4 separate regions of the Homo sapiens genome follow, and all the other regions are linked to region 1. A link is a loop called in an ENCODE intact Hi-C map of the cell type or tissue named here. Cell type or tissue: PC-9. All regions are shown on one strand. Each heading gives the region's core, and the rest is flanking DNA. Links, peaks and the distances in the headings are about the cores only.

Region 1 (7,968 bases), core at 1,019-6,018:
CATGTTAATATCCATCAAAATTTTAGATACACGTAGCCAAATTGGCCTTCAAAAAAGGCTGCACTATGTTATACATCCACTAACACTGTATAAAAGAGCTTGCTTCCCCATACTCTTGCCAAAACAAGATATTAACCATCTTTAATACTGCCAATCTTATGGATAAACAATAGTATTACGTTGTTGTTTTGATATGCGTTTATCTAATTAAATTGAGCACAATGGAGCCAATTGAGCAACTTTTTCTATTTTCACTAATTGTTTGGATGTGTATTTCTGAAAATGGGGAATTATAAAGATATTATTCTTGTTCTTAGTTCATCCTATGTTGTGTCTCCAATTTGGTAGCATATATTAATGAATTTCTCAAAGGGTGACATACTTACTACAAATGGCACTTGAAACATATTTAGGTAGTACATGGAATATTTTTATTTTGTAGCCATTATTAATATTTATGTGGACTTGGAAAAAAGCCACTTTTCCATTTGTAATATAATTTAAAGATTCAATTTAAAAAACATTTCAGTTTGAAACTAATTTGGCTTTAAAATACATTAAATAAAATAAGTAGAAATGCTTTTCCGTTTGTATGTGAGTATCTGAATTTCGGTACATGCTGGGTTAATCAATGTATTATTCTCACCATTAAATATACTCTAAGCAGGAGGAAAGATAGTTTATTAAGTTTCATTGCTTATGCAAAGCATAGCCATAATAGTATCAGAGTTAGCAAGTATAAATAGAATAGTATAGTATCAGAGTTAGCAAGTATAAATTGATATATGTTAACATTCAATGTATAGGCTTTATCCACAACCAAAAAATAAGTAAAAATATTTGTTTATTTAAAACATCTTAGAAGTCATATCATTCCACTCATAAGAACTTCATTATAGTTATATAATAAAGACTTTATCAACATAGCCACAATACAGTATCACATTCAACAAGATTAACAATTAACAATTCCTTAATATGAATTTTCTCAATGTTTATTTTGTTGCAGTAGTCTGTAAGATCTCCATTTCAATTGGATCCAAAATTCAACAATGAAAATGGTTCACACTTTGGGGTTGATGTCATGCCTAAGTACTGTAATTTTAATTTCTGTAGCTTTTATTTGCATCAGGGCTTGGGAGATTTTTGAAAGATGTGAAATACTATAAGATTTCTTTTGCAGAAATTAGACTGCCTTCACAAAACCAGCAGGTTAAATATTTGTTGACGATAATTGGGGGAAAAAAACAAAATTGGAGTTGAAAAGAAAAATAGAAGCAAAAATCAAGTAAAGGGGATGCTTTGTAAGGAAGACTTTATATTTAATAAAGTACAGATGAAGTGAGACTAAGCAAAGTAACCTTGATCCCTTTCATTGTCATCCTAAGTCAGCTAGAAAAAATAGATAGAAAATAGTTATTAAAATCATCAAATTTTTCTGCTGTTTTCTAAATTAGGTTATTGTGTGCAAAGTTAAGCCCATGTAACTAAGCGAATTGGGAAAAGGGATTGAGGAATCCTTTAGTTTCAAATGGTAGTTTTCCTTTTTCTAAATTAAAATAAATATTTTACTGTGTGTTTTTTAAAAAGCTATTGAATGGGAAGTATTGATTAGAGGAGGGTGTTAGAGAGGATCTCTGTAGGAGAAAGGGAAATCTTCAAATTCTGTAAATAGGAACCATGTAAGTTAATTTAGTTAATATAGCAGAAACTGAAGCAGTCAATAAACCTTGCTAAAAGGAGAAAAAATAAAGATGGAAGAAATTTTGCATTATGGGAGATACTTAACATTCCAGCAATGCTTTGCCACTCTTAAGAGATTGGCATTACATCTCTTACTTCAACTGTCTTCACATAGCATTAATGTAGTTTTTGACCATGTCACAGGTGGCAAAGTACTCCACAGAATATTAGATAAGCATGCAATTGTCCACTGATTATTTCTAATAAATATCTAGGCTTTTTAAAAATTATTTTGCACCTTTCAAAACAAGATAATAGCTCTAGTCCTTCTAAATGTAGAAGACAATTAGTAGTACCCAAGACTCTTCTAACATTATAAGTTTACCTGGATTTAGGTATATAAAAGAGAGAATAATCTAAGTTGATATGACTTCATTTTGTATGGCCAGTTTTCCTACCTTATGGACAAAAGTTGGCTTTTTTTTAAATATAAAGAGAGACATTATTACATTAATTATTAGAAAAAGTGAACTCATATTACTTTTTCTCATTATGTCCCAAAACAGATTTTCCAAAAAGGAAACCCTCCCAAACAAACATAATAGTAAAATTAAGCAACCTGCATTCATCAACAGTGTCAGTAATTCTGAGCAATGCCATTTTTATCTTAATAATATAAAAATCTAGCATTTTGATTGATACAGATTATTTTTTCATGAGTTAGATCGCAAGCATAAATTGGCATAATTTCAGAGAATAAATATTTTCCAAATGCACAAATACAAATTTCATTTTGTTTATTATTAACCTATTCCATTTTGTAAAGCAGGCATTACTTTTATTTCATTTTCAGAGAACTATAGCTAGTTCTGTGAAAAACAAAAATGGTACTTTTTATCGCATCTAATATTAAACATTCAAAAATGCCTGCATAGGATTATTTTGTACAAAATCACAAAGCAAAATGAATTTGAAAGTAAAAGATTCCCTTGGAATGTATAGTCTATTTCTTTTCTTCTTTTTTTTTTTTTTTAGATCACTCTCAACAGAGTGGTTTTATAGCCAACACATTTTCATTATTTCATTTTCTCTTACACAATTTTGAAGAATTTCACATTTTGCCTTAAATATAATATTCTGGGAGAGTTTCATTTTATTGTCCACATGAATGCTATTTTAACTCTATCCCAGCTCTATTTCATTTTTGTGAAAGATATTGAATTTTAAAGTTGTCTCTTATAAAGTTGTGGTGCTAATGTAAATGAAACAAATTTGGAACTACAAAACTGAAAATTAAAAAGGAACTTGCAGTCAGGTAAAAATGATATAGGTTAGATCTATAAGGCCAGTGTTGTAGATATTGCGTACCACGTGGGCATTATATGCACAAATTAGCCTACCTTTGTAGACACCTCAAACTCATAGGCCTCATCCTCAGAAAGATGGTTTCTATTTCAAATTTTCTACATTCTGATGCCAGGCATCTCACCTGATGCTCAGCTTTCTTGTGAAAGAAACTAGATACCTTTTTGCAAATGTGAACCTCATTATTATTTCATTCTGCTAGGGTCTGTCAAAAATTTGATATCAGTAGTAACTCAGCTTCATAGTTTCTTCTAGCCATTAAATCCAAGCTAGCTAATGGGCTGGAATCATAGATTGGCTTTCATGCCCTCTGGTGGATGCTCAAAGAAATTGCTACAATCATTAGTAAAAAGAAAAAAAAACAACCCTCATTTTAAAAAACAAACATTCTCAGCCTGGCGCGGTGGCTCTGCCTGTAATACCAGGGAGGCCGATGTGGGCGGATGACCTGAGGTCAGGAGTTCGAGACCAACCTGGCCAACATGGCGAAACCCCATCTCTACTAAAAATACCAAAAAAAAAAAGTTAGCCAGACGTTGTGGCGGGTGCAGAGTCTGAGGGAGGCGAATTGCTTCAACCTACCTGGAAGGTGGAGGTTGCAGTGCACTGCAGCCTGGGCGACAGAGTGAGACTCTGTCTCCGAAAATAAATAAATAAATAACATTCTTTAACATGGGAAGAAAAAAAATTCAATCCTATTACAAACACAGAAATAAACCAATCAACCAACCAACACCAAACAGGTATTTTGTTTGAAGTGTACTGACTCATAAACGCAATTAACTTTAAAATAAATTCCAATTACTTCAACTCCGACTTTCACTACTGTCTTAGGCAAATTAGCTGATAAATCATTAGCTCTGTTTCTAGATGTGCTTACGCTTTTCTATGGGTTAATTATAACCACTGCCTGCTCTGTAAATGGAATGGGGTGTAACATACGTAGCTCATAGGATACAAACAAAAACTTTTTCTTAGAGTCACTCATTTGAGATCAATATAGTTATATTGATCATTCTCTGATGTTTACTTATTATAGTCACTTTTAAAGTTAGAAGATCATAGTGGAAAAATGCCTGAAATAGGAACTGAAAGATGTCAATACCTAGTCTCTAGTTTTGTTTCTTACACTAATTAGCTATACAACTTGGGCAAGTCAAATCGTCTTCCAGGGTCCACACTTTCTCATCTATTAAATGAAAGCAGACACACATGCATAGATAGGTAGATAGATAGATAGATGATAGATAGATAGATAGATAGATACCTTTTTGTCTACTTTTTAAAACAGAATTTGTGAGCTTTTCAACTATAAAAGTATATATATACTTTTGAAGTCTAATTGAACATTAGAAAATCAAGAAACATAAAAAATAAAATCATCTGTAGCCCCATTACGTGAAGATATGTTTTACATTTTTTACTTCTTTATAGTATGACTTCCTTTGTTGGCTTGGAATTACAAGCTATAACACTGCCAAATCATGTACTTGTTTAATTTTATATTTCTTTCTATTTAAGTAATAAATGAACTTAATTTTAAAAGTCAAGTAGTACTATAAAATCGAAATAGAAATCAGTACTTTTCTGTCATACCTAAGCCACACATTATCTCCGAGTCCAATTTCTTGAGACAACAATTTTCAACTCTTTAAGTATTTTGTTACAAATATTTATTATCCAATTCTAAAATGATGTGTTTTGGCACCATTTGGTTTTAATTTATTAATACTTTATTTATTTAATAAATTAATAAATAATAAATTATTAATAAATAATAATAATTAAATTTTCACAATCTGAGATTAGCATTTAGGTTTCTTACTGTATCCTGCCACCTTCCTTCACAAACCTTTTCCCTTTGCCTATATTGTTAATATAAATAATATATATTTAAAATATTAATTTAAACATTTTAATCAATTTAAGTATTAATTATTTACATTATTCATAGCTTAACCATTTATAACAGTACTAATTATTTTTAATTTTCATAGCTTAACCATTTTATAGTTAATCCAATTTTTGTTTTTCATGGATTTAATAAATGCCTTGTTTTTTTCACTTCCCCTGTTTTCCACTTACTACTAATTTAACATTAAAGCTACATATATATTTTTCTTTAATCATTCCTCCTATTTCCTGTAGCTCATTGCTGTTATGTTCTGATTGGAACTGGCTCTTCTTCGGGCTGCTGCAATGCTGTCTTCCTATAGATTAGCTTCACTATCATTTTCAGAATTCTCTTCACTTCTTTTGCCTCTAATTCTAGGACATTTCTGGATTGCCGTAGCAAATATTAGCTTAATCATTCTATTTCTTCCCTGACGCTTAGCAAAGCAGAGAAACTCAAAATCTCAGTGAATCATGACAACCATCTGTGTCCATCTCATTCATCTTTCCAAGTACTAAAATCTTCTGATTAACTTTCTTCTTACTGTCATCTTACTTCTGTCTCTGTGAATTAAAAACAGTTTAATTTCTTTCCTATAATCTTAGTAGGTTTCTGAAGAGAGTAGATGTCTTCATTCTACCATGTTCAACTTGAAGTTAGGAATAGCCGGTTCACAAAATTGTCATTAGAATAAAATCTGATAGCGTATATGAAAGCAGTTTGTTCACTATAAAGCCCTACACACACACCAGGGATTATTGCAGTACATAAACACATGCTTCTTCAGATCTTTTTCATCAGCGGATACAAGTGAGATTATGTTAACAGCACTAAGTCAGCTGTCTCTGGCTTTTACTCACCCTCACTTTCGTAAGGTCTTACCCCCATTAAACCCTCATCCAGTTTTTTGGGAATTTCCAGAACTAGGAAACATTACTTTATAACTTAGTTTTAGTATCAGGCAATGATTTCCTTCACTTGTGGATTTATATTCTAGCCCTGGAAGAAACATACCAGACTACCAGTAGAATTCAGCTGTATAGCATAGTAGAAGATGATAAGTGCTACGGAAAAGTGAAAAGTGTTTCTAGTATAAGGAGGTTGAGAGTGTCAGGGTTGGGAGAGGCTGCGATTTAAAGTAGAATAGAAAGGTTGGGCCTAATTGAGAAGGTGACTTTCCAACAAAGAATTCAAGTAGGTGAGTTGGTGAAGCAATGCTGATATCTGGGGGAAGAATGTTGTGGACAAAAATAACTGCAAAATGGGTGTAGGCTAGTACCTGACAGGTTTGAGGACAATGTTTCTGGAACAAATGAATAAAAGGGAAAGTCACAAGAATGGAGATGGGGAAGGAGTACAGATCATATAGAGCCATGTGTCAAGGAATTTGACATTTTCCTTGACTGAGGTGGAGTGCCTCAGTTAGAGTTTAGTTAAAGTAAATGATGCTCCTTACATTGTAAAAAGATTACTCCACATATCAAAAGTTTCTTTACATCACATGTCATTAGGGAATTGCAAATTAAAACAACAATGGAATACCACAGCACACTTATTAGAATGGCCAAAATTCAGAATACTGACAACACCAAATGCTGGTGAGGATGTGGAGCAATGGGAACTCTCGTTCATTGCTGCTAGAACTCCAAAATGGTACAGACACTTTGAAAGATGGGTTAGTGGTTTTGTTGCAAAACTAAACATACAACCCAACAAACATAAGTTACAAACTTATGTCTCCACAAAATCTTGCATATGGATATTGACAGTAGCTTTATGCGTAATTGCCAAAACTTGGAAGCATCCAAGATATCCTTCAGCAGGTGAAGGCATACATAAACTCTGGTAAACCAGACAATGGATTTTATTTAGCCCTGAAAAGAAATGAACTATCAAGCCATGAAAAGACATAGAGGAAACTTACGTGCTAACCTGAAAAGGCTACATACTGTATGATTCCAACTATAGGGCATTCTAAAAATGCAAAGCTGTGGAGAAAATAAAAAGATCAATGGTTGTTTGGATTTAGAAGGGAGGGAAGAATGGATAGATAGGCAGAGCACAGAGGACTTTCAGGGGCGTTGAAATTACTTTGTGTGACACTATAATGGTAGGTACATGTCATTCTAAATTTGTCAGACCTACAGAATGTACAACACCAAGAGTAAATCATAATATAAACTATGGACTTTGGATGATCATGATGTCAGTATAGGCACATCAATTGTAAGAAGTGTATCACTCTGGTGAGAAATGTTGGTAATGGGGGAGGTTATGTAAGTGTCAAAGCAGGGTGTATACAATAAATCTCTCTACCTTCTGCTCAATATTCCTGTGGACCTAAAACTGCTCTAAAACTAGTTTATTAAAAAGGATTACCCTAGCTTCTATGGCTCCAAGTATTTTTTGGCCTGAGCAACAGTTGCAGTTAACTGAGATGGGGAAGGTTTGGATAAAACAGATTTGGAAAAAGAAGATTAGGAAATAAGTTTGGTCAAACTAAATTTTAGATATCTATTGATGTTTATTGTTTTGTTCAACAAATTTGTCAGCTGAAGATCATATGTCATCTGTGATGGATGTTTTTGTCTGTCCCCCTGCTGATGGCCACTGCCAAAATGCCACTTGAAGATGTCTCATTGCTACTTCTGCAGTCCTCATGGGAACAGATACCTATGCCGAAGGTTCTTAGCATGATGCTGCAATAAATGCCAAGCCCTGAGGCTCCAGAGAAACACTATGGACTATGGAGGCCACATTCATTACTGTAAAAGGGGAACTTTTCTTTTCTCCCCGTGTTGGCATTATATGTGCTCTATATCTTCAGCAATCTCCTTCACCTTCTATCTACAATTTCTTCCTCTTCAGGTTGGGGCATAAAACCTCTTGTTTTTGCTGAGACTTGTAATCTTTTCCTTTTCCTCTTCATTTATCCTTTACCCTTCAACTCCAAACTTTTCTTTTTCCTACTCTCTCCCCTCACCTTCATTCAAATACTATCTTTCTGGTTCTGGTTCTGGACATGT
Region 2 (7,968 bases), core at 383-5,382, 460 kb before region 1:
GTTCAACTGCTTCCTACTCTTTCTAATTCATGGCCCCATAGCCATCTCCAACTCAGTTCAGTGGTCAAGCTGAATTCACCATTTTCTCCCCAAGAACCTGCTCTGTTCTTCACGTAGGCTCTCTCTCGGTAAAGACCAACATCGCTCACCTATTTGCCTTAAAAGCCCGACCATGGTTTCCTGCATCTGATAAGTCACCTATTCTGTTCTATCTGCTGTCTCTGCCCCTTTCTCCTCAATGCACTATTGTTGCCGGAGTTTAGGTCAGGGTTTCTCAATTTTGGTCTGATTGACATTTTTAGACCAGATAATTATTTGTTGGGGGGTGGGAGGGTGGTGCTGCCCTGTGCCCTGCAGGATGCTCAGCGACACCCCGTCCTCTCTACCTACCACAGGTGTCAGTAACAACCTCCCCCACCAACCCCCAGATATTGCCAAATGTCCACTAGAGGGCAACATTGCTCCCTCTTTTTTTTTTTTTTTTTTTTTGAGATGGAATTTTGCTCTTGTTGCCCAGGCTGGAGTCCAGTGACGCGATCTCGGCTCACTGCAACCTCTGCCTCCCGGGTTCAAGCGATTCTCCTGCCTCAGCCTCCCAAGTACCTGGGTTTACAGGCGCTCACCACCATGCCCGGCTAATTTTTTATATTTTTACCATGTTGACCAGGCTTGGTCTCAAACTCCCGACCTCAGGTGATCCACCCGCCTCGCCCTCCCAAAGTGCTGGGATTACAGGAGTGAGCCACTGCACCCGGCCAATCGCTCCCTCTTGAGAGCCACCATTGTAAGCCCTCATCATCTCTTAATTACTGCCGCAGCCTCCAAATTGCTCTCGCTGTTTCACTACTCACCCTCACATGCTTCTAATGAATCCTACTGGCTTATATCTGATTATATCTCTTTCCTACTCACAGCTCTTCAATGGGTCCCTACTGCTTGAAGTTTCAGGTCTACTTTTCTTGGTGTGCTTATAAGAAGTTGCTTTACACCTGTCTCTTCTTTTTTTTTTCTTTTATTTATTTATTTATTTTTTATTATTATACTTTAAGTTTTAGGGTACATGTGCACAATGTGCAGGTTAGTTACATATGTATACATGTGCCATGCTGGTGCGCTGCACCCACTAACTCGTCATCTAGCATTAGGTATATCTCCCAATGCTATCCCTCCCCCCTCCCCCCACCCCACAACAGTCCCCAGAGTGTGATATTCCCCTTCCTGTGTCCATGTGTTCTCATTGTTCAATTCCCACCTATGAGTGAGAATATGTGGTGTTTGTTCTCTCTTCTTATTCATACCTTTCTCTCTTCTTTAGGTTTATTTTGCCTCCCTTCTCCTCACCTTATATTCCAACTTCTTAACTTACCTCAAGCTCCCTGAATGTAACACTTTCAAAAGAATTCCCTAATCCGATTCTGAATTAAGTGTTTCTCTGGATGCTCCCATTATATTCTACGCTTTCTTTTATTCCTCACATTAATCCATCAGCAGGTGCAGCTGGTCTACCTCCAAATTGTATCTCAAATCTTCCATCTCTTTTTACCTTCTCTATTACTACTCCAGTCCAAGACCACATGTTAGCTAAAGTAATCTTCTGTATCCTGTAACTCTCCAGGACTGGAGGAGATATGTGTGTGTGTGTGTGTGTGTGTGTGTGTGTGTGTGTGTGTGTGTGTGTGTGTTGGGGTGTGGGGACTACATGACTTTCCACTAGTTAGAATACAATTCGCATTTCCCAATCAGCCTGTGGAATCCGACTCCTGCCGCCTCCACGTCCTCTACTGAAGCCACTCTCCCTCTTGTCTGCCATATTCCAGATGCTCTGGCTTTCTTTGTTTCTTGGTGACTCCAAACATCTTATTGTCTCTGGGCCTTTGCAGCTTGTCCTCTGCCTGGAATACTCTCCTCCAGACATTTATCCTAGTGGACTTCTAATTTATTAGGTTTCAGCTCACATGCCACTTGTTTGGCGAGGCCTCACAATTTGCCGCTCCTACCCTTTCACTCCAGAATCAGTTGTCTTGTTCCATTTTCCACACATCATTGGTCACCGTGTGAAAAATCTCTCGATTATTTATTTATTTTTTACTTTTTTGGGATCTGTTTCCTTCCACTAGAATGTAAGCTCCAGAAGAGCAGGGCATCTTATCTTCTTGGTCACTACTGTATTTTCAGTGCTCAGAAAAGCCACTGACATGTGGCAAGAGTTCTATTTTCTTTGATGAGTAAATGTGTAAATGGATGAAGCCTTTCTCTGTCTAAAATGCCTCTCCCTAAAGAAATTGATCTTTTAAAGCTTTTTTTCAAATGCCATCTCCTCAAAGAAGCCTTTTTGGATTGCTTTTTGATATCCCTCAAACCACGCATTTGCTGCTAAGGATTCTTACCAAAACTTGCCTTGTGGTTTAATTAGTTGGGTCCTTGTATTATTTCTCCAATTTGACTTCAAGCTCCTTGAAAATAGGAATTATATCCTACTAGTGTGCATTCCCCATAGGCGGTCTTTAACACAGTGCCTGCGCACAGTAAGTTAAATAAATAACTATTTTATGAATTGAAAACAAAGCCCCTTTCATGCAAGAGCTTGTAATAAAAAATGTTTACAAAAAGGCAACTAAAAGGACTAGATATACTAAATAACAGAAAATTAAGTTGCTGCCACATCTAAATAAAAAGCCCAAGTACTACTTTACAAATATAAGGAAAACAATCTTTTTTTTTTTTTTCAAGACAGAGTCTCACTCTGTTGCCCAGGTTGGAGTGCAGTGGTGCGATCTCGGGTTACAGCAACCTCCACCTCCTGGATTCAAGTGATTCTCCTGCCTCAGCCTCCCCAGTAGCTGGGATTACAGGCATATGCCACCATGCCTGGCTAATTTTTGTAATTTTAGTAGAGACGGGGTTTCGCCATGTTGGCCAGGCTGGTTTCGAACCCCTGACCTCAGGTGATCTGCCCGCCTCGGCCTCCCCAAGTGCTAGGATTACAGGACTGAGCCACCGTGCCCGGCCAAGGAAAACAATCCTGATACTTAACAAATCGACACACATACAAAGCTTTCACATCTGTTGACCACAAGAAATGATTGTAATCTTGTTTCTCATTAAGGGAAAGAAATTCAAGAGCTGGAACCAATATATATGAAGCTTCGAACATCCTTGCATCCTTAAAAGGATGTTGCTAAATACTCCTTGAGAACTGAGACCCTTTAAAGTAATTCATAATAAGCATGAGAATCGGCCAGCTCTAATGACTTGTTCATAGGTAGGCATTTTTTTTTTCTGAGATTCAATCTGCAAAAAGACGTCTAGGCCAGGAACTCCCAAACTCTGCTGCTGCACGTTAGAATCACCTGGGGAGCTCTTAAAACTCCTGAAACACAGATGTTAGTAGTTTGTAACGATCAATAGATGATCTCCACGTGTAGCAAAGAATGATTCACAGCCTGGGCTAATTTAGCTGAGGAAAAAGTTCTGGTCATTTCCCACTGTGGCCACTAGATGCCGCTACGGCCTGAAGACTGGAGAGGTTTTCTAGTACTTTTCCATCAGAGGAAGGGACGCTGGCGTTGATGTTTCCTATTACAAAGGAGCAAAGAGAACTTACTTTGTGTTAGCTTATTTTGAGAGAACAATACCTTGGAAAAGGGAGTTTGGATACTGAATGATGAAATAGATTAAATGTCTGCTGAATTGAATACTAGAATAGTGAGGTAATATTTCAATAATTTTATCTTCACTGTCTACCCATTGACATAGGTTCCTTAGTTTAAAAAAAAATGCTTTGATGGAATGCTAACATTTTGGAGATGGAAAATACCAGGATATAAAGTAATGATAGGGGAAGGCAATTGTTTGCTGCTCCCTTGAGGTTTTCAGGACTCTGTGCTCTGGTCCTTTTGTCAGGGCCTTTCTTTCTTTTTCTTCTTCTTCTTTTTTTTTTTTTTTTTTTTTTTTAAGACAGAGTCTCACTCTTGTCGCCCAGGTTACAGTGTGGTGGAGTGATCTCAGCTCACTGCAACTGCAGCCTCCACCTCCTGGGTTCAAGCGATTCCCCTGCCTCAGGCTCCCGAGCAGCTGGGATTACAGGTGCGTGCCACCACGCCAGGCTAATTTTTGTATTTTTAGTAGAGATGGGGTTTCACCATGTTGGCCAGGCTGGTCTCCAACTCCTGACCTCAGGTGATCCACCCACCTAGGCCTCCAAAAGTGCAGGGATTATAGGCGTGAGCCACCACGCCCAGCCAGGGCCATTTTTTCTATGCCTGGCTATCGTCTTTGCTTCTAGGTCTGAGCTTATAGAAGTCTTCCTTGATTCCCTGCTACAAAACATATACTGTTCTCTTCTTACAGCGTATTTACTAGCTGTTCTGTCCAAGCTCCTCATAGTCCAGGACCTTGTTCTGTTCACCCTTCTACCCCTAGGGCCTATCTAGCAGAGTTTCCAAGGCAGATAATAATAGCTCTTCTGTACAATAAAAGGTCACAATAGGTCTTTTGTAAAATATGTGAAAGAATGGCTTAGGGAATGTGGGGAAACACTTTGTAAGTTAGATTTGATGGTGAAAAGTATATGAGAAAAACGCATTATTTTTAAATAGTTTCTGATGAAATTGGATTCAACTTAGGAACCTAACAAGGAAAACTGGATAGAATGCCAGTTTTAAGAATAGAATTTCATAGCTTCATCAATACTTAGGGCTGGAGAAGATTTGGAGGTCATCCAGTTAAGCCTCTGCTACGATGTTTTAGATTCCATTTCAGCGTTCCATGCTAAGCAGTTGCCTGGGCTTTGATTGGAGCCATCCAATCAGTGCTTCCAAAGCAGACAATTCTGCCAAACTGTGGTGACTATTTGAAAGTTATTCCTTGTGTGGAGCCCAAATTTTCCCTCCAGGGCTTCTACCCATTGGTCTTAATTCATACCGCTGCAGCTCCACAGGTGGAGACTATGACATCTGCCCACGGGCTTCCAAAACGATGAGATCATGGTCTCCTCCTAGCTAAGTGTCCTCAGCTAGTTTGCATATAATAATATTGAAATACTTAATGTAATAACAGTAATAAGTAATAATAATCTTTTAGGTTTCCTTGCCCTCTTTCAAATACGTTTCATAAATGATTCAATACTATTTCTTATGATTTGCGAGAAAACAAATCCGTCTTCTGGGTGACCAATAAAAAGTGATTCCTCCCTGATGCCACAGAGTTGTTTTGGTTTTTGTTTTTGTTTTGAGACAGAGTCTTGCCCTGTTGCCCAGGCTGAAGTGCAGTGGTGCGATCTCGGCTTACTGCAATTTACGCCTCCCAGGTTCAAGCGATTCTCCTGCCTCAGCTTCCCGAGTAACTGGAACTACAGGCGCATGCCACCACATCCAGCTAATTTTGTATTTTTAGTAGAGATGGGGTTTCAGCATGTTGATCAGGCTGGTCTCGAACTCCCGACCTCAAGTGATCTGCCCACCTCGGCCTCCCAAAGTTCTGGGGTTATAGGAGTGAGCCACCACGCCCAGCCTTACAATTTGTTAATAAGCTCAAGACAGATTAGTGACTATCAAATATCATTGACACAGCTATTTCTACAAACATCTTCACTTACTAGAACATATCTGATTAAGAACTGCCTTTACCCTCTTCTTTTCCTCAGACGAAGCAATTTAAAGGACTTCTCAGATAAAGCAGTTCATGAAGCAAGCCTAATTGGCTTTCTGGGCGGGTGAGAAACTCACCAATTCTCTATAAAGTGGGTCCAAGGTGAACCACAGAGCCACAGCACACCTCTTTCCCTTGGTGACTGCCTTCACCCCATGAGGGTTCTCTCCTCCAGATGAGAAGCTGATCATGCGCCCACATTTTGGTTTTATAGAGGCCTGAGAAAGAAAGCAAAAATTAGACTTTCAATTGTTGTATCATAAACATTTCCACAACTCCTGCTTCTCTGGCTATGAGATTATTTGAGTTAAGGCCTGAGGCGAAGAATAAAGGAATCCTGGGATTGAAGATGATGTAAATTATCTCAATTTTCTCACCCGTAAAACAAAGGTAAGGTCAAAATAATATATACCTCAGAAAATAAAAAGATGTTCAAGTAAAACGTGTAGCAAAGTCCACATACATAGTAATCATTCAATACATGCTATATATATGATAGCCTGCAAATTCAAAGAAGGCAAAGTTTTCCTCTCATAATTCATTTCTGTAGCTTTTGCACTAGCAAAGCATCCGGATACAAGGTAGGTGTCCATTCCATACTTGTGTAATTAACAAACAAACAAACAGGACATCTGCAGTGCTGGAAAAGTTGTTATTGATCTAGGTAGTGGTTACATGAGCGTATACGCTTTCTAATTTTTAAATTGTACATTCATGGTTTATGTGCTTTTCACAATACAAACATTTTTAAAAGTCATAATTCTGTATGATATTTCATTTCCTTTACACTATTGTTTCCCAGTGGTCGTTTAGGCATTGTTTGAACATCTCTAGTGGTGAGAACACGACACCCCTTGGAGTGGCCTATTCGCCATCACCCTTAAGTGTTTTAAGACTGACACAGTCCTTCGCAGCTTATGCACTGCTCAGGTGGAGCTGTCCACAGCGTTTAGGTAGAAGAGTGTAGTGAGAGAAAAAGAAATACTGCTGGGCTCACTGAGCCAGGGTAGAAGATCAAACAAGCTGCCTCTTCAAATTGAATGAGCTTAAGCAACTGAATATTAGAGGCCTTGCTTCTGTGTTTAAAGAAGTGTCTCATGTGAGTAGAATCCATTTTGTCTTTCTTGGGAAATACAGAAACTTTATTCATTCCTCTGTATAGTTCAGAAAAGTAAAGTAAAACCAAAAAAAAGTGGCACTAGCCATTTTACTAGGTGAGAACATGGACTGGTTCTCACTAGCCATTTTCTGAATTGACTTGAGTTGACATATGCCCGTAAATCTTTGGTTTCCTTCTGCATAAAATGAGCTGGCTGGTTTTTCACTGCTAGCTTCAGGAAGAATATTTGAAAAATTTCCTAAAGTCCTTGGTTGCTACATAACATAGGTACTCCCGGACTACGTGACTACATATGGAAGGTAAGAGGTAGGTGGAGGAGTCGGAAAGCCAGAGAGACAGGTGGGTGCATATGTGTTTATGTGGGCATGTGTGTGTGTTTATGTCTGTGTGAGTCTGCATGTGTGTGTATATGTGACTTGTGTGTGAGTGTTAAAGGGAAGAGCAGAAAAAAAGCAGTCAGTTTCTTTTTACTCTTCTACTCACAATAACTGAAGAGTGATTTGTCTTTGCTGGAATTGCTTTTCCTAAACAGCTTTACCAAGGCAACTGTTCTGATGTAAATCTAGAGAGTTCACGAGTTAGTCGTGTCCTCAGTATCAATGTGATTCTGTTTTTCTGGAGAAGGAATTTGTACATTTCCACATAGAAGCAGCAAAATAAGTGAAAGGTAAAACCTGTGAAGTAGGATAGAAAAGACTTCTGAGGCCGGGCGTGGTGGCTCACGCCTATAATCCCAGCACTTTAGGAGGCCAAGGCAGGTGGATCACCTGAGGTCAGGAGTTTGAGACCAGCCTGGCCAACATGGTGAAACCCCGTCTCTACTAAAAATACAAAAATTAGCCAGATGTGTTGGTGGGTGCCTGTGATCCCAGCTACTCAGGAGGCTGAGGCAGGAGAATCGCTTGAACCTGGGAGACGGAAGTTGCAGTGAGCTGAGATCGTGCTACTGCACTCCAGTCTGGGTGACAGAAAAAAAAAAAAAGAAAGAAAGAAAAGAAAGAAGAGAGGGAGAGAAAGAAAGAAAAAGAGAGAGAGAAAGAAAGAAAAGAAAGAAAGAAAGAAAGAGAAAGAAGGAAAGAAAGGAAGAAAGAAAGAAAGAAAGAAAAAAGAAAGAAAGAAAGAAAAAGAAAGAAAGAAAGAAAGAAAGAAAGAAAGAAAGAAAGAAAGAAAGAAAGAAAGAAAGAAAGAAAGAAAAGCCT
Region 3 (7,968 bases), core at 1,273-6,272, 79 kb before region 1:
TTTCTTTTCTATTGCATTGTCAGGCTGCAGATTTTCTGAACTTTGATGCTCTGTTTCCCTTTTAAAACTGAATGCATTTAACAGCACTCAAGTCACCTCTTGAATGCTTTGCTGCTTAAAAATTTCTTTCACCGGATACCCCAAATCATCTCTCTCAAGTTCAAAGATCCACAAATCTCTAGGGCAGGGACAAAATGCTGCCAGTCTCTTTGCTAAAACATAACAAGAGTCACCTTTGCTCCAGTTCCCCAAAAGGTCCTTATTTCCATCTGAAACCACCTGAGCCTGGACTTTATTTTCCATATCACTATCAGCATTTTTGGCAAAGCCATTCAAGAAATCTCCAGGAAGTTCCAAACTTTCTCACATCTTCCTGTCTTCTTCTGAGCCCTCCAAACTGTTCCAAACTCTGCCTGTTACACAGTTCCAAAGTCGCTTCCACATTTTCAGGTATCTTTTCAGGAGCACCCCACTCTGCTGGTACCAATTTACTGTATTAGTTCATTTTCATGCTGCTGATAAGGACATACCTGAGACTGGGCAATTTACAAAAGAAAGAGGTTTATTGGACTTACAGTTCCACATGGCTGGGGATGCATCACAATTATGGCAGAAGGTGAAAGGCACATCTCACATGGTGGTAGAATTTGGTAAAGTTGCAAGATATAAAATCAACATACAAAAATCTGTGGGATTTATATATGCAAATAATGACCTAGGTGAAACAGAAAGCAAAAAGACAATCTGATTTACAATAGCATAAAAATTGAAATTCTTAGGAATAAATTTAACCAAAGAGGTGAAAGACCTGTCCCCTGAAAACTATAAGACATTAATGAAAGAAATTGAAAAGGATACAAAGCTATAGTAAACAAAACAGCATGGTACTGGCATAAAAGAGGCATGTCAGCCAGTGGAACAGAAGGGAGAGTCCCAAAATAAATCCAAACATTTACAGTTAACTAATTTTCACCATAGATACCAACATGATGCAATGGGAAAAAGATAGTGTTTTCAATAAATGGTGCTCAGAAAACTGGATTTTCACATGCAAAAGAAATACATTGGACCCTTCCAGCACACACAAAAATTAATTTAGAATGGATTAAAGACTTAAACATAAGAAATGAAGCCATAAAACTCCTGGAAAAAAACATAGGGGAAAAACTCCTTGACATTGGCCTTGGCAATGATTTCTTGAATATCACACCAGAAGTTTAAGCTACAAAAGCAAAAGTAAATAAGTATGACTATATCAAATCAAAAAGCTTTTGCATAGCAAAGAAAACAATCAACAAAATGAAAAGACAACCTACGGATTGGAAAAAATATTTGCAAATCATGTATCAGAGAAAGGGTTAATATAAAAGATTTATAAAGATCTCATCCAACTCAATAGTGAGAAAACTTATAACCCACTTATAACTGGGTAAGGACTGAAATACGTATTTCTCCAAAGATGACATAAAAGTTGCCAACAAGTGTATGAAAAAGAGCTCAACATTACTAATAATCAGGAAAATAGATCATAAGCAACTATAAGATACCACCTCACGCCTGTTAGGATAGCTGGTATCAAAAAGACAAGAGATAAAAAATGTTGATCAGGGTGTGGAAGAAAGGGAAGCCTTGTACACTTTTGGGAATGTAGATTGGTACAGCCATAAAAAAAGTATAGAAGTTCCTAAAGAAATTAAAAATATAGCTACTATATGATCCAGCAATATCTCTTTTGGGTATATACTCAAAGGAGATAAAATCACCACCTCGTAAAGATATCTGCACTCTCATATTCATTGCAGCATTGTTCATACAATACCTAAGATACAGAAACAACCTAGGTGTACATCAGTGGATGAATGGATAAAAAATCTATAGTGTATATATACAAAGAAATATTATTCAGCCTTAAGTACAAAGAGATTCTGCCATTTGCCACGACATATATGAATCTGAAGGGCATTATGCTACGTGAAGTAAGTCAGACACAGAAAGAAAAATATCACATGACTTCACTTATATATGGAATCTTAAAAAAATGGCAGGGGAGTCAAATCAATAAAAAGAGATAGAAAATAAAACAGTGGTTATCAGAGTTCAGGTCTGGGGGAGAAAATGGGAAGATACAGGCCAGAGGATACAAAGTAGCAACGTAGGATGAACAAGTTGAAAGATCTAATGTACAAATAGAGACTACAGTAAATAATAATGTACTGTAGTCAAGATTTTTGCTACATGGGTAGATTGTATCTTCACATGTGATAGGGCGAATAATGAATAAATATGTAAGATGATGGATTTGCTATTTTGTTTCACTGCAGCAATCATTTTACTATATACATGTATCATAACATCATGTTGTATAACTTAAATGTGCACAATACATTTTTTAATGAAATGAAATATAAAAAATATAAAAAATAATTTTGAAAAACGCTTTGAAAGCACGTATGAAGAATAGCCATCATTATAAAACACAGAGCTTCCAAATTTCTGTAACTAAATAACACCTTCAGAGAAATTGCTTATATTACCTAAACATCTCTGAATAACTTCTTAAAATTCCCAGAAAAGCCATATGTGGATTTTTATGCATGCACCTCCAAGAAGCTTTAATTATCTTAATCATATTCACTACTGGTATTAAAAGTACTACAGATAAATTGCTATTAAATATTATTTAAACAGTCATTAATATTTGATAGATTTAATGTGTATATAAACTGTTCTTAATTTTCATATAAGTATTATAGAGTAGTGAATAATGTATATTATATATAATTCATAATTATACATAGTACATACTGTATTACATACTATGTATTCTGTAAATGCATTTGTATAAATGTGAAAATATATTAAATGTTAAAATTATATATGTATGTATACTTTTAGTCGACACTTTTATTTTGGCAAAACATTAAGAATTAAATCACTAAATTTTCCTTGTCTTCCATAAAAAAGTAGCATAAGGAAAGCTGTGGAAATAAAAAAAAAAACTAAGGATTCCAGATAATCATGTGATTAGGTTATAGAATAAAGGAGGATAAATGTCTGGAGAAAGAGTTGCAAAAATTAGGCCAAGCTGTAAAAGGGGGTCTTCTTGCTCATGCTAGGAATTTGGTTGGGATTTAGGGACACATTGAATATTGGCAGAGAAGGGTCAGGTAGCTGTATTTTCACACAGATCGATTCAGAGGAAATAATTCTATTTACCCAGAAGTGTAAATAAATGAATAAGATCAGACTTTTACTTAGAAGAGTATGGGGAAAATAGACAAAATTCAGAGACAGAGGAAGAGTTAAGCTAATACCAATGTTAACACTGAAATTTGTAGATTTAAAGGGTAAAGTAATTTGACTAAAGACACCCCTCTCCACCTAACACACACACAGTGCTGCTAGTGAACTCTGTATTAAGCTACAGTTTAAGTTCCTGGTTCTTGTTGTCTTACCAGCTTTGATAGTAACCAGGGAGATAGCTGGCAAGAGCTTCTAGGGGCAGGCAGGCAGGATTTTGGCTCGGATGGATACTACCAGATAAAAGGTCTTTCACAACCTCTTTGTTCATTTTGTGATATTTCTCAGTTTAGGGACTTTCTCTTCTCCTCTTCATATCACACACCCACTGCACCTCAGGAATTTGACTTCTCCTCCCTTAGTTACACATTCTCTCACTGCACTTATGGAATTTGAGTTACTTCCTATCAGGTTTGAATCACCCTATTTGGCAATCCTGGAATTATTTGAAAATGCTCTCATCTCATCACTATTATTTTTCCTCTGTAAACAAGCCTCGTGTTTTTCCAGAGCCTCTTCTTTCAGTTGTGTTAATCTCATATTTATTTTTTACAGGCCTAGCTCCGTCTCTCTTTATCATAAGCAGCATAATGCTCTCTAGAAAGACTCTTTGATGAGGAAAAGGAATTCTGGTTCTAGTTTTGCCACTGATAGGTGTTCAGCTTTGTTTAAATGCTTTACCTCACTGGGCTTCCAGTTATTCATTCGTGAAATACAGGAAGAGGCTAAAATAAACACACTTTGGCAGCTTTCCTTCCTTCTCATAAAATTCTGACTTTCAGTTTGTCCCAGGTAATCTGCCAGTCTATCCATCTGTCCCCTCCTTTAAACTAACAACTGTATGTTTATTACTGTATTGATTACATTGTATTGAAATAATCTTATTCATTTATTTATGTAATATATATAATATTTATTGAGGTAGTGCTGAGCATATGCCAGGGACTGGACTAAACCCAAATAACAAGACTCTTGTAACCAGTCCTTTTAGGTCTTACAGTGTAAGTGACAATACACATGAACATTCAGAAGTGTGATGGAAGTAGCCAAGGATAGAACTGAAGCGTCCTATGGCACGTAAGACAGAGGGATCTTCCTTAACCAGGAAGGAACTCCCTTAAAGAAGGAATTTACACCGAGACCGAAGGAAAGAAACAGAAAAGAAAGTGTTTTAGCAGAGGGAACCACATGTTAGAATGCCTGGAGGTGAGAGAGAATAAAAATTCAAAAGAAGTTCTGTTTGCTTAGGGAAGGAAAAAAAAACTGAAGGAAAAAGAAGTACCATGTAGAGATGTGGGTGTGTGACCAGATTTTGCTACAGGGAATTTTGAACTGTTTTAAAGTTTTGGTCTCTATTCTATGAACAATAAAAATCCTCCGGCAATTTTAAGCAGGATAGTGACCCAGTCATATTTGCGTTTTAACAGTTTTGATCTAGATTCATAATGATGCTGAAATTAAAATAATAACTAAATTTTATTTTATGCTTACTATAGCCAAAACTGTACATTCTTTATGTAAGTTGTCCTAGTATTCTTTACAACAACTATACTAGTTTCTTAGGGATGTGGCAACAAATTACCACAAACTAGGTGGCTTAAAAGAAATTCATTCTCTCATTTTTCTGGAGCCCAGACGTCTGAGATCAGGATACCAGTAAGGTCATAGGCTTTGTCTGAAGGGGATCTTGGGAAGTATCCTTCCCTGCCTTCTCCTAGCTTGTAGTGGTTACTCACAATCCCTGGTGTTGCTTGGCTTGCAGATCCATCACCCCAGCCTCTGCCTTTCCACATGACATTCTCCCCTGTGTCTCCCATTGCCTTCCCTCTGCCCATGTTTCTGTGTCCAAATTGTTCTCTCCTTATAAGGACATCAGTTATTGTATGGCTCACCCTAATCCAGTATTACCTTATTACTTCCGAAAAGCTCCTATTTCCAAATAAGTTCACACGCCGAGGTTTGGGCGGGGGGACACTTTGGAGAACACTATTATTATTTTGGAGGATACTCTTTATCCTCATGCTGTAACTGTAAGATGTTTGCCTAACTGGAGAGGTGAGTGAGGAAACTGAGGCACTATGAAGTTTAAAAATATGTCCAAGGTCACAAAGCTAATATGTGGCAGAGACGATTGACAGAGAGACCAGCTAGGAAACGATTGCAGAGCCATGATGATGGTGGCAATGGGGATGGCAACGTATAGATGATTCTGATAAATATTTTTAGAGTAGACTCAATAACATTTGTTAATAATTTTGATGTGATGAGAAAGTAGGGAGGAGTCAAGAAAAACTACCAGTTTTTCTGGGTAGACCTCCTATTTATAGTGCTAGAAAACACTGGACAAAAGGATAGTTTTAGAGAGAAAGGAGAAAAATTCAGAGATGCCAGTGCTGAGTTTGAAGTGCCCAAGGAACATATAGTTATAAATGGATATAACGATCTGGCACTCAAAAGAAAGGTCTGTGTTAGACCATCAGAAAATTGTAGCATTCATTCATCATTACTAAATACTTATGAGTGTCTGCCACATGTCAATTATTATCTTAGGTATCAAGGACACAGTTGTGAATAAGATAGGCAAGTTCCTGCCCTCATGGAAATGTCATTCTTGATGGGGGAGACAGATAATAAACAACAAAGATAAATAAGACAATTTCAACTAGGCATGTCTGCTGTGTAGACAATAAAAAGAGGTGATATGAAAGTCAATGATTGGTACAGATTACCTTCTTCAGTTTGGAGGATGAAAGTAGGTTTCTCTGAAGTGGCGACAAGTGAGCTGAGACCTGCATGATATGAGGTGATTTCAGGGATCTAAGTGCACAAAAGCCCAGAAGCAGTGATGATCTTGTAGTTTGTAAGGAACAGAAAAAAAGGTCTGTGGCTGGAGCATAGGGAACCTAGTGGTGGTACAGGGCGAGGAATCGGTAGAAGATGAGACCATGGGCTGGGCGCGGTGGCTCACATCTGTAATCCCAGCATTTTGAGAGGCCAAGGCAGGTGGATCACGAGGTCAGGAGATTGTGACCATCCTGGTTAACAAGGTGAAACCCCGTCTCTACTGAAAATACAAAAAAAAAAAAAAAAAAATTAGCTGGCACGGTGGCACTTGCCTGTAATCCCAGCTACTCGGGCGGCTGAGGCAGGAGAATTGCTTGAATCTGGGAGGCGGAGCTTGCAGTGAGCTGAGATGGTGCCACTACACTCCAGCCTGGCGACAGAGCAAGACTCCGTCTCAAAAAAAAAAAAAAAAAAGAATAAATCAAAAAAAAAAAAAAAAGATGAGACCACAATGTCAAGGAAGACAGCAAGACTGCAATGTGTGTGTGTGTGTGTGTGTGTGTGTGTGGTGTGTGTCTTTGGAAGATTATGTTTCTTACAAAGATATACACACCCACACTGATTTTTGTTTCATTTAAAGCCATGGGAATAGAAGATATTGCTTAGAGAGACTGTGCAGAGTGAAGGAAAGCAAAAGCCTACAACACAGGCCTGCAGTCACTTAAGTCTCATGGATAAATGTGGTCAGACCAGAAGAAAGAAAACAATATGCTTTCATGTCTGTTTATCCCATTAAAATAAAAACTATGCCCCCATTGCCAAGCAAACCTTCTTTTATGAAATTGTGTCAATAAATATTTAAAGAATTCATTTTTTAAGTTTTAAGGTCAGGGGTACATGTGCAGGTCTGTTACACAGGTAAACTTGTGTCATGGGGGTTTGTTGTACAGATTATTTCATCACCCAGGTACTAAGCCTAGTACCCATTAGTTATTTTTCCTGATCCTCTTTCTCTTACCTCCCTCCACCCTCCAAAAGACCCCAGTGTGTGTTGTTTCCCACTATGTGGCCATGTGTTCTCATCATTTAGCTCCCACTTATAAGTGAGAACATGTGATGTCTGGTTTTCTGTTTCTGTGTTAGTTTGCTAAAGATAATGGTCTTTAGCTCCATCCATGTCTCTGCAAAGGACATAATCTCATTCTTTTTCATGGCTGCGTAATATACCAGCGTGTATATGTACCACATTTTCTTTATCCAGTCTGTCATTGATGGGCATTAAGGTTGATGAATCGATATCAGATAGATGAAAGGAAATAGTATGGTAAGACCCTGGTATGGTTTTTGTGTCCCCACCCAAATCCAGTTGTTCAATTGTAATCCCCAGTGTTGGGGGAGGGACCTGGTGGGAGGCGATTGGATCATGGGGATGAATTTCCCCTTGTTGTTCTCATGATAGTGAGTGAGTTCTCATAAGAGCTGGTTGTTTAAACGTGTGTAGAGCTTCCCCCTTCACTCCTTCTCTCCTGCCACCACATGAAGACATGCTTGCTTCCCCTTGGCCCTTCTGCCATGATTGTAAGTTTCCTGAGGCCCCCCAGCCATGCTTCCTGTGCAGCCTGAGGAACTGTCAGTCAAACTTCTTTTCTTTATAAATTACCCAGGCTCAGGTAGGTATTTATAGCAGTGCAAGAACAGACTAATACAGATCCCCATTCATGGTATGTTTCATCAATGGTCATGTCTTTACTTTTCCTGAGTCCACATCATTTTCTGTGTGACTTCACTGTTTTTGTCTATAAAAGGACTATAGTATTGTTTCCCAACCGTTGACTTGCATAGTTTGACCCTGTGACTTGTGTTATCCATTGACATGAGGTGAAA
Region 4 (7,968 bases), core at 921-5,920, 200 kb before region 1:
GAGGCCGTGGTAGAGAGGCTTTCAGTTGTCCCTAGAGGCTCTGTTCAGGGAACTGCTGAGTTGTTAGTGGCTCAATAGTTCTGACATGGGGTGGCTGGAGGCCCAGAACTGTAGGACTTGCCTGCGGATGAGATATGGCAAAGGGCACCCATGTAATAGTCTGGCCACTTTTCTGCAGGGCTGCTGCAATATGCTTGCGACCTGCTCAAGTCCCTAGTCACCCTGGATTTTCCAGGACCTGGAGGTGTCACTAGTGAAGGCTGTGAAACAGCAAAGATGGCAGCCTGTTCCTCCTTCTGCAAGCTTTGTCCCAGGGAAACACGGACCTGTTGCTGACCCAGAGGTACCTGTAGGAAGTAGCTGGAGGCCCTGGTTGAGAGGTCCCTCCCAGTGAGAGGGAATAAGGTTGGGACCACTTAAAAAAGCAGTCTGCCCACATTTTGGTAGAGCATCTTTGCTGTGCTGGGGATTCACTTCAGCTTCTGGTTGCCTCAGACACTCCGAAGCCCAAAGGCTAGAATGGGCAAATCACCAAAATAGCAAAGATCGTGGCCCACCCCTACCTCTGGGAGCATTGTCCTAGGCGGAATTCAGGTTGCTGTAAGCTGGAGAGCTTGGGTAGGGGTGGCTGGAGGCCCCAGTTGGGAGGCCCTGTCCAGCAACGAGGAATAGGACCAGACACCTGCTTAAAGCAGCAGTCTGGCCACATTTTGGTAGCACAGCAGTGCTGTGCTGTGCTGAGGGATCCCTTTCTCCCTGGGTTGGCTCAGACTCTCCAAAGCCAGAAGGCTGGAATGGCTAAGGCACCCAAACATCAAAGGTGGCAGCTGTCCCTCCTGCTGGGAGATCCTTCTTAGGGAGGTGCAACACTGCTACCAGTAGTTGGCTAGAATTCCAAGCCAGTGGGTCTTATCTTCTGAGGTGCCCTAAAGTGTGTCCTGTGAGCTGCTGCTGCTCAGCTCCTTCCTAGGGGTATGTACAGGAGTCTAATATCCTACTTTGCCAGAGCTGCAGCTATTTTTGCAGGAAAGCCCAAGTATCTAAAGCTCCCGGGTCTCCACACATGCCTGGGTGGCTGCTCTGCTGAGACTCCCAGTAGCTCTGTCCGTCAGACTGAAGACTGAAGGCCCTGGTGGAATGAGTGTCCAAGGGGATCTCCTGACCAGAGGGTTGCAAAAATCTGTGAGAGAAGCATGGTTTCCTGGTTGCTGCTTCCCTGGGCAGGGGAAGAGCCCTTGGCTCTGTGTTGCTCCAAGGTGGGCCATTGTCCTGTCTTGCTTTTCTTCATTCTCTGTGGGTCAAGTTGTTTTTGTGATTAATCCCAGTGCAAGTACCTGGATGTTTCAGTTGAAGGTGTTGTGTTTATTCGCCCTTTCTGTTCCTCTCCGTGAGAGCCACACACACTAGCTGCTTCCAGTAGGCCACCTTGGCCACTCCCCCTAAATTACTAACATGCATTAATTTATTTAATTTTATATAAACTCTATTTGCAATCATATTTTACAGATTAAGAAACAGAATTTGTCAATTTAAGTAGCTTACCTGAATTTGTGCAGTTCAGAAATGAAAGAGCCAGTGTTCAAGCCTTAATGTTTCTTGCTACAGAATCTATGCTCTCAACTTTCTACAGGTATGACCATGAAAATATTAACTGTGATTATTTCCAATTGCTCATTGTCCCAGCAAGCTTTGTCCCAGGGAGGTACAGACCTGTTGTTTGAACTTTGCTGAGTTTATTTCTTCATGAATTTATTTATTCACTCATCAGCAGTTACTCAATTCAATTCATAAATCTAAAAACAATTATTTGGGTTTTTACCATGTTCAGTGTTGATACCAGGTAGTGTGTATTTTTGTACACATAGCTAGTTTATTATACCCCTCCTCATTCCAGTGAAAATTAGGGACAGCCAAAAATAAATAAATAAATAAATAAAAATAAGAAAGAAAAGAAATATGTGGCACTTGTCCTCAAGTAGATCACAGTATGGATATAAACTCAATAATTATCATATATAAATTTTAAAAGGACCTTAAAGATGTACAAGTGAAATGTGTTTGGCATACAGAATAGAAAAAGAGCACTTCTTGGCTCTGAAAAGCAGAGAAACATTGATGGAAGGGATGTAACTTACCCAAGCCTTGACGTGTCATCATAATTTTTAGAGGCCGAAATGCCAGGAAAACATTTCAGGCATTCTTATGCAGTACTAAGGGGATTGATTCTTGAACCGCAAATCTTCCAGCTCTATGTCAATGTGATCCCTGAACCTCAGCCACTGATTTGCATTCAAGTGAGTCTGAGGTCCTTTTTTCTGTCTTGGTTTTGACATCGATCCAATTGAGAGGAGAGCAATGCTTTAATTCTACTCTATTAGAAGGATTAACTAATAAAAATGGCTTCATAAGATGTATATTCTATAAAAGACATTATTTTGTTGTAAATATTTATGGTTATTATCTATTTTCAACCCAGCTAATCTACTTAAGGACAAAAGTCACATATTTCAGCATAGCTGAAAATAGACTCCAAAGTAGTCATAGCAAAATTGGATTTTAATATGACCCGTGGAGTGTGTGGTCTTGTTAAATTTTTATTACCATGTCTCAACTATAGAGGGTCCTTAATGTAGCTCTTAAAAATAAAATCTGTAGTAATTTTACAGAACTCCAATATTTACAAGCTAAGTAGTTCGTCTCATTATTCAGAGCAGAGTGGAACACATTTTCATGGAAGAATATAGTTCTCTCAGCTTTGTTCCACGGCCTGACCTGTCACTTAGGAACCAACTGCCACTTGAAAGACCTCAGTGAAAACGAGGTGGAAGATAATCTTTCCACCAATAGATGGAGCCACATGAACCCAATTTTAAAATAATTTACTAAATTATCTAATCTCAAATCATCACTCAAGCAGATACATCTTTTTCTTGTTTTGTTTCCCCTTTTTCCCTCCCTCCTTCCTTCCTTCCTCCCTCCCTCCCTTCATCCCTCCCTCCCTCTCTCTCTTTCTTTCTTCTTTCTTCTTTCCTTCTTTCTTTTCTTCCTTTCTTTCCCAAGAAGACAATTTCTCTCTATCATTTTTTGTCATTTATTTTTCTTTCATTGTTTTCTTTCTCATCTGTTCATATTTTTCTTTTCTCCTTTCTTAATTAAAAAATCACATAAATATGTGTTCTTTTACTACCAAATTGTCAGAATCAGAATTTTATATTTTGAGGTGTTTTTGGTGATGTTCTAGTCTAGTCCCTTCTGCATGTGTTACTAGGACCAAAGTCTTAGAGATTTCAGGGTCCTACAAAAATCTTGCTTTCGAATATGACTAGGTATATAGCTGGAACCTTGAAAAAATTATTTTTCTTTCTCTCCTTTTTACAGAATAAGTTGTCTGCTTTCTGCCCCATCAAGAGAGTGTTTTCCTCTCCATAATGAGAATACTAAACATCATAGCACTATTCCTCAATGCTAATTATCTCACAAGCTGTTCACCTTCTTCCCTCAAAGAAAAAATAATAATTTGAGGGTAGGGTTGTAATGATTGTAATTCAATTATTTGCTCCACAGATACTTTTTAAGCACATTCGAGGTACAAGCAATTCATGTTGGGCATTTGTCTTTAACAGTTTTTTCTTCTAGTAGCTATTAAAGTAGCAGCAGCATAAGTAGTGAGCTGATACCACTGAGAAATGTGATAGGAACAAACGGTAGCTAAAGGAATTAGAGAAAATAAAAAGAAATCTACATACTTAGACTAAAAAGAGGGAGGGCATTAGAAAATGGCCTTTGTCATTTAAGCTGTCTAGACTTTAGGATCCCAATATCACTTAAGTCTTGGCCTTACTTACCTGAAATGTGTCACTTTAGTTTCCTAGAGAAGTCAGAATACAAAAAAGAAAAATACCTGAATTGACATCCTGAGGGTTCATATTGCAAAAGATATTGCATATGTATTTATGCAAATTATTGTGGAAGTAGAACACATTGTCTTTGTTCTTGAGGAACATTAAAGTGAAGGTGGAACCAACCCTATTGGAAAGACATAAGGACCCAAAGATTCTCCTGGAAACACAGCACACAGCCTTATACAATTGTGGTTGCCCTGAGATAGACTCAATTTATACACTCAAGTTAAATACCTTTATGGAAGGCTAGTTATGGGAGGTGACTCACGGCGTTCAGGAAAAAAAGGGTTCAACTCATTGACAGCAAAGACTAATAATGAATTTGAATGGAAAGTCCAGAGTTTGCATGGGCAGCGCCCTGTGCTAAAGTGAAGGACCATAGCTCAGCTCTAGAGACGAATCAGCTACTCATTTACGAAGGAAGGTAAATCATGTTTCTAGCCAGAGTATAGGGTAAGAGTTGGGACAACACGAGGCAAAATGTTTTGAACAAAGTAATGAAGGTAAGAGGAATTAATGTTTTATAATGACTTAAGTAGCAATTTGAAATCCTACAAAAAAAACTTTCCTGTTACATTTTATTACAGAAATTTTAAAACCTACACCAAAGTAAAGCAATATAATGAGCCTCTCTGTGCCTCTTACCTTCTGATAAATTTCAATATTTTACCCAATATTTGAATGGGTATCATTGCCACTAAACATAGGAATTATTTAGGCTTCTGCTGACGATGTGTAATTGAACAGATTATCTACAGGAATCATTTGAAAGGTATATTTTTAAGCCAGGATGGGTTTAAACATTCCAGGCAAGTCAGATCAGTTCTGCTTTCAAATTGGCTCCCCACAGACCAGAAGCAGGAACATAGTGAGAGTCAGGTTTTTGATATGAATGTCTTGCCAAAGGAGCTGACAGGAAGTAGAAAAGCACCCATTGGGTAGTTCCTCTCACTGGCACAGATAGAAATATCATTTAAGTATAACTAAAGAAACCATACACTTCCAACAATAGTGGCTGGCTTGTAAGCATGTTTCATATACTGAAAATGGAAATAGAACTCTACCGGATGCTGCACTGGATATTTCACCCATGCTATTTTATTTAAATCTCACAAAATCCACTGGAGGAAACTATTGTTTTCCCATAGTACACATAAGTTAACTGAGGCATAGATCTGTTAATTCACTTATTCATGCCACACAACCGGCAGTCATGGATCTAGGGCTGCAATCAGTTCGGTCTGATTTCCAAGTGTGTTTGTTTCTCCACATAATCAGGAAATTAGACAGAAAAACCAGGTCTTACTTTACATCACGCTGCCCAGGGACCCAATGTCAGAATGACTTCTAGGAGTGATTAAATGGACAATGCCAAGCAGTTTAGGGTGTTCTGATATTCAGAAGATGAATATGCAGTCCAGATAGGCAATTATCTTCTTCCTCAAGAAGGTGGACTGGGGCACAATTAGAAGTTTGTGCCATTTTTACCTCACCACTTAATGTGCTTCTTTATCTTTTGTGTTTGGTTTATATTTTCCATCAATTTTCTAATAAGGTGTCAACTTGGTGGTGAAAATGAATTTGTCCATGCATCGGTCAACATAGAACAAGCCCCAGAAAGGTGGTCCCAGATAGTGACAGAAGCAGTTCCTGGACCGGAAGACCTAGTGAACTGGACAGGTTCAACCAGGAGCAACCTAAAGGCTGGGGAATGAGGACAGCTAAGGCTGTGGCTCCATTCTCAGCTGGACTTTTCCTTGGTTGGTCTTCATTCACGTTGCCTATTATGAGGATGGCTTCCTCGTGAACTCCAAGCAGCTCCAAACAGGAAACCTGGTTTCCTCAAAATGTGGTTTGTTTACAAGTGGTGATATACGCGATTTTACATGTACATGGATAAGTTAAAAATAGTGTGGATATTGCATTGGAAAACACATAAAACATGCCTGAGCAAGATACTAATTGCCAAATAAGGATAAATTGGAAGACAAGGAGAGGAATGATGGGGACGTGCGTGTGGAAAGATGGAGAATGAAACTAGAAAAGCTAATATCACAAGGTGGCAGCCCATATGCAAGTGGCGTTTCATGGAACTTCTTCAATATGTAAGTGAAATATCTGAGGTCTGGAGAAGACAATTACCCAGGATCACACAAGAAGTTAGTTATAGGGCAATGACTAGAACTTGAGGCTTTGCTTCATAATTGAGTGACTTTTTAAAAATTCAGCTTCTCCCTTCTCCTTAAAAAAGAAATATTTTGTTACATACAGGTAATGCTGTACACTTTCAACATTATTCAAACCTTTATTTATATATTATTTGTTGTTTTCAATTTGATTCAGAAAAAATTTGTCTGGAAGATGTTTCATTTCATTTGAAAGAGTGCATAAATAGATCCAAATGATTAAAACCAGTTTAAAAAAATTAGTTCATGTAAGTAAAATATTTTTGAAAGAAAAAAGGTGAGGCTTTGACAGAGAGACAATGCTGTTTAATGATAAGAGGAGAGCAAAGTATCACAGGGACTCAGATAAATCCTGGTCCTCTCCAATCCACAGAAAGACTTTAAACAATGTACTTAGATTCTTGGGGTCTTGGTTTCTATAACACTGGGACAAGAATAAACTTCTTGTCAGATGTAGATCAATATTACCAATATGTATATCAATATTACCAATATGTATATCAATATTACCAATACAATCAAAATTACCAATACAGCTGCTGACACTCCATAGTTATTCAACATGTGACAGCTATTGTTATGTGTGTGATGGTGGCTCATTTATAGTAAGAGAGAGGAGAGAAAAGCTATGGAATGGTCTCAAGACCAAGAATGGGAAGCATCTGATGTGGTACCCACAGAAAGTGGGTAAGTAGGAAGGGATGGGTGAGTTTGGGTTTTTAGAATCACTTCCAGAGGAGGTGGTAGGCATGTATGTTCTCCTTATATTGGGATTCTCAGTCTGAGAAATGAATCATTTTTATTCTTTCGGGGTATTAACTTAAGATTTCTGAGGAATATTGAGAATTTAAAAGGAAAATTCTTAGGCCAAAACCTAAATCCTAGTATCTGACTTTCATGCACCTAGTGTTGACAGCTTGTAGTGAACATTTTCAGCATCTGGATTATATCTTATTGCAGCATATTCTAGAACTTTTATCTTTTCCACATTGAGAAAATCAGTTTTTAATAGTATTGTTTCATGTGTCTATATTTCTTTGTATAGCAGAACATAGAAATGCAAATTGCTTTTGAGGGGAGAAAATACATTTATGACTGATGCTACAAGCAGACTCCTCTCATTTAATGTACATTATTTTTAAAATAAATACAAATACCTTCTTTACACAGATACAGCTCTTATGAGTTTGCAAAATAATTTCACGCATATTTCATTCACTTTTCATAACAGTACTGTGATGTAGGTACTACTATTCTCATTTTCTAGATGAGGCAACAAAAGCTCAGAGTTTAAGTGGTTTGGGTAACATGGCTAACAAGTAGTTGATCCAGATCATCTGACTCCAAATGAAATGTACTTTTTACTCTGCATCTTTTTTTTTCTCATTTCAATCATTCAATGTAAAATGAAACTGAAACATGTTTGCTCCTGTCCACAAGGAATTCCCAATTTCATAGGTCATGAAACACACACACACACACAGTCGAGTGAAACATGAACAGGGAACTAGATTGAGATCACTATGAGTGGAAGTGGTCAGGGACATATTGTAGAGTACGGAAGAAGAAAGGTAAGAATATTTTTAGAGAGTAGAAAATCAGCCACCCATTTTGGATGATTGTAATAATCAAGTTGCGCTCCACCTCCAGGCTCTAACTCTCATCTGTAAACATGCCAAAGGGAATAGGACATTGAATTCTTGGCTGGAAATGAAACAAACAAATGAATCATCTAAAAATTCAAGGTTAGAGTAGGTTTTCATCTGATGAGAATGAGAGATATCTACATTAATGGGCTCCCTGCTGATGCAGTATCCCACAGTAACTGAATCTGGGATATCTGCCACCTTTTACCTTCTTCTACTGGCAGCCTCACTCAT

Evidence for each region. A loop is a pair of places that touch in the nucleus more often than their neighbours do. Peaks named below come from ENCODE experiments on the same cell type or tissue, not always from the same donor. Only the 100,000 strongest peaks of a DNase experiment are listed, where the experiment ranks them.
Region 2: a loop joins it to region 1, with 8 times the contacts of the local background. A loop is called at or near these places in 48 of 110 quality-filtered maps.
Region 3: a loop joins it to region 1, with 5 times the contacts of the local background. A loop is called at or near these places in 5 of 110 quality-filtered maps.
Region 4: a loop joins it to region 1, with 9 times the contacts of the local background. A loop is called at or near these places in 44 of 110 quality-filtered maps.

Annotation. Positions count from the first base shown.
Region 1 is chr3:190,421,209-190,429,176 of GRCh38, forward strand. It overlaps TMEM207 (transmembrane protein 207), which reads right to left. Exons shown (of 5, transcript NM_207316.3): 5 at 7,447-7,968. Among named protein-coding and RNA genes, the nearest start is that of TMEM207, 25 kb to the right of the region's middle. In PC-9, for the core only: CTCF peaks have their summits at 3,333 (motif pointing left) and 3,535; a DNase peak (open chromatin) is centred at 3,413; H3K27ac peaks cover 562 bases.
Region 2 is chr3:189,958,232-189,966,199 of GRCh38, forward strand. P3H2 (prolyl 3-hydroxylase 2) reads right to left here. Exons shown (of 15, transcript NM_018192.4): 14 at 5,727-5,867. Among named protein-coding and RNA genes, the nearest start is that of MIR944, 130 kb to the left of the region's middle. In PC-9, for the core only: CTCF peaks have their summits at 395, 597 and 3,499 (motif pointing right); a DNase peak (open chromatin) is centred at 3,500.
Region 3 is chr3:190,341,714-190,349,681 of GRCh38, forward strand. It overlaps a transcript of CLDN16 not described here. Among named protein-coding and RNA genes, the nearest start is that of CLDN1, 23 kb to the left of the region's middle. In PC-9, for the core only: no CTCF peak of the experiment used is centred there; a DNase peak (open chromatin) is centred at 3,618; H3K4me3 peaks cover 1,862 bases; H3K27ac peaks cover 4,458 bases.
Region 4 is chr3:190,222,465-190,230,432 of GRCh38, forward strand. No RefSeq gene overlaps it. Among named protein-coding and RNA genes, the nearest start is that of CLDN1, 96 kb to the right of the region's middle. In PC-9, for the core only: a CTCF peak has its summit at 2,866 (motif pointing right); no DNase peak of the experiment used is centred there.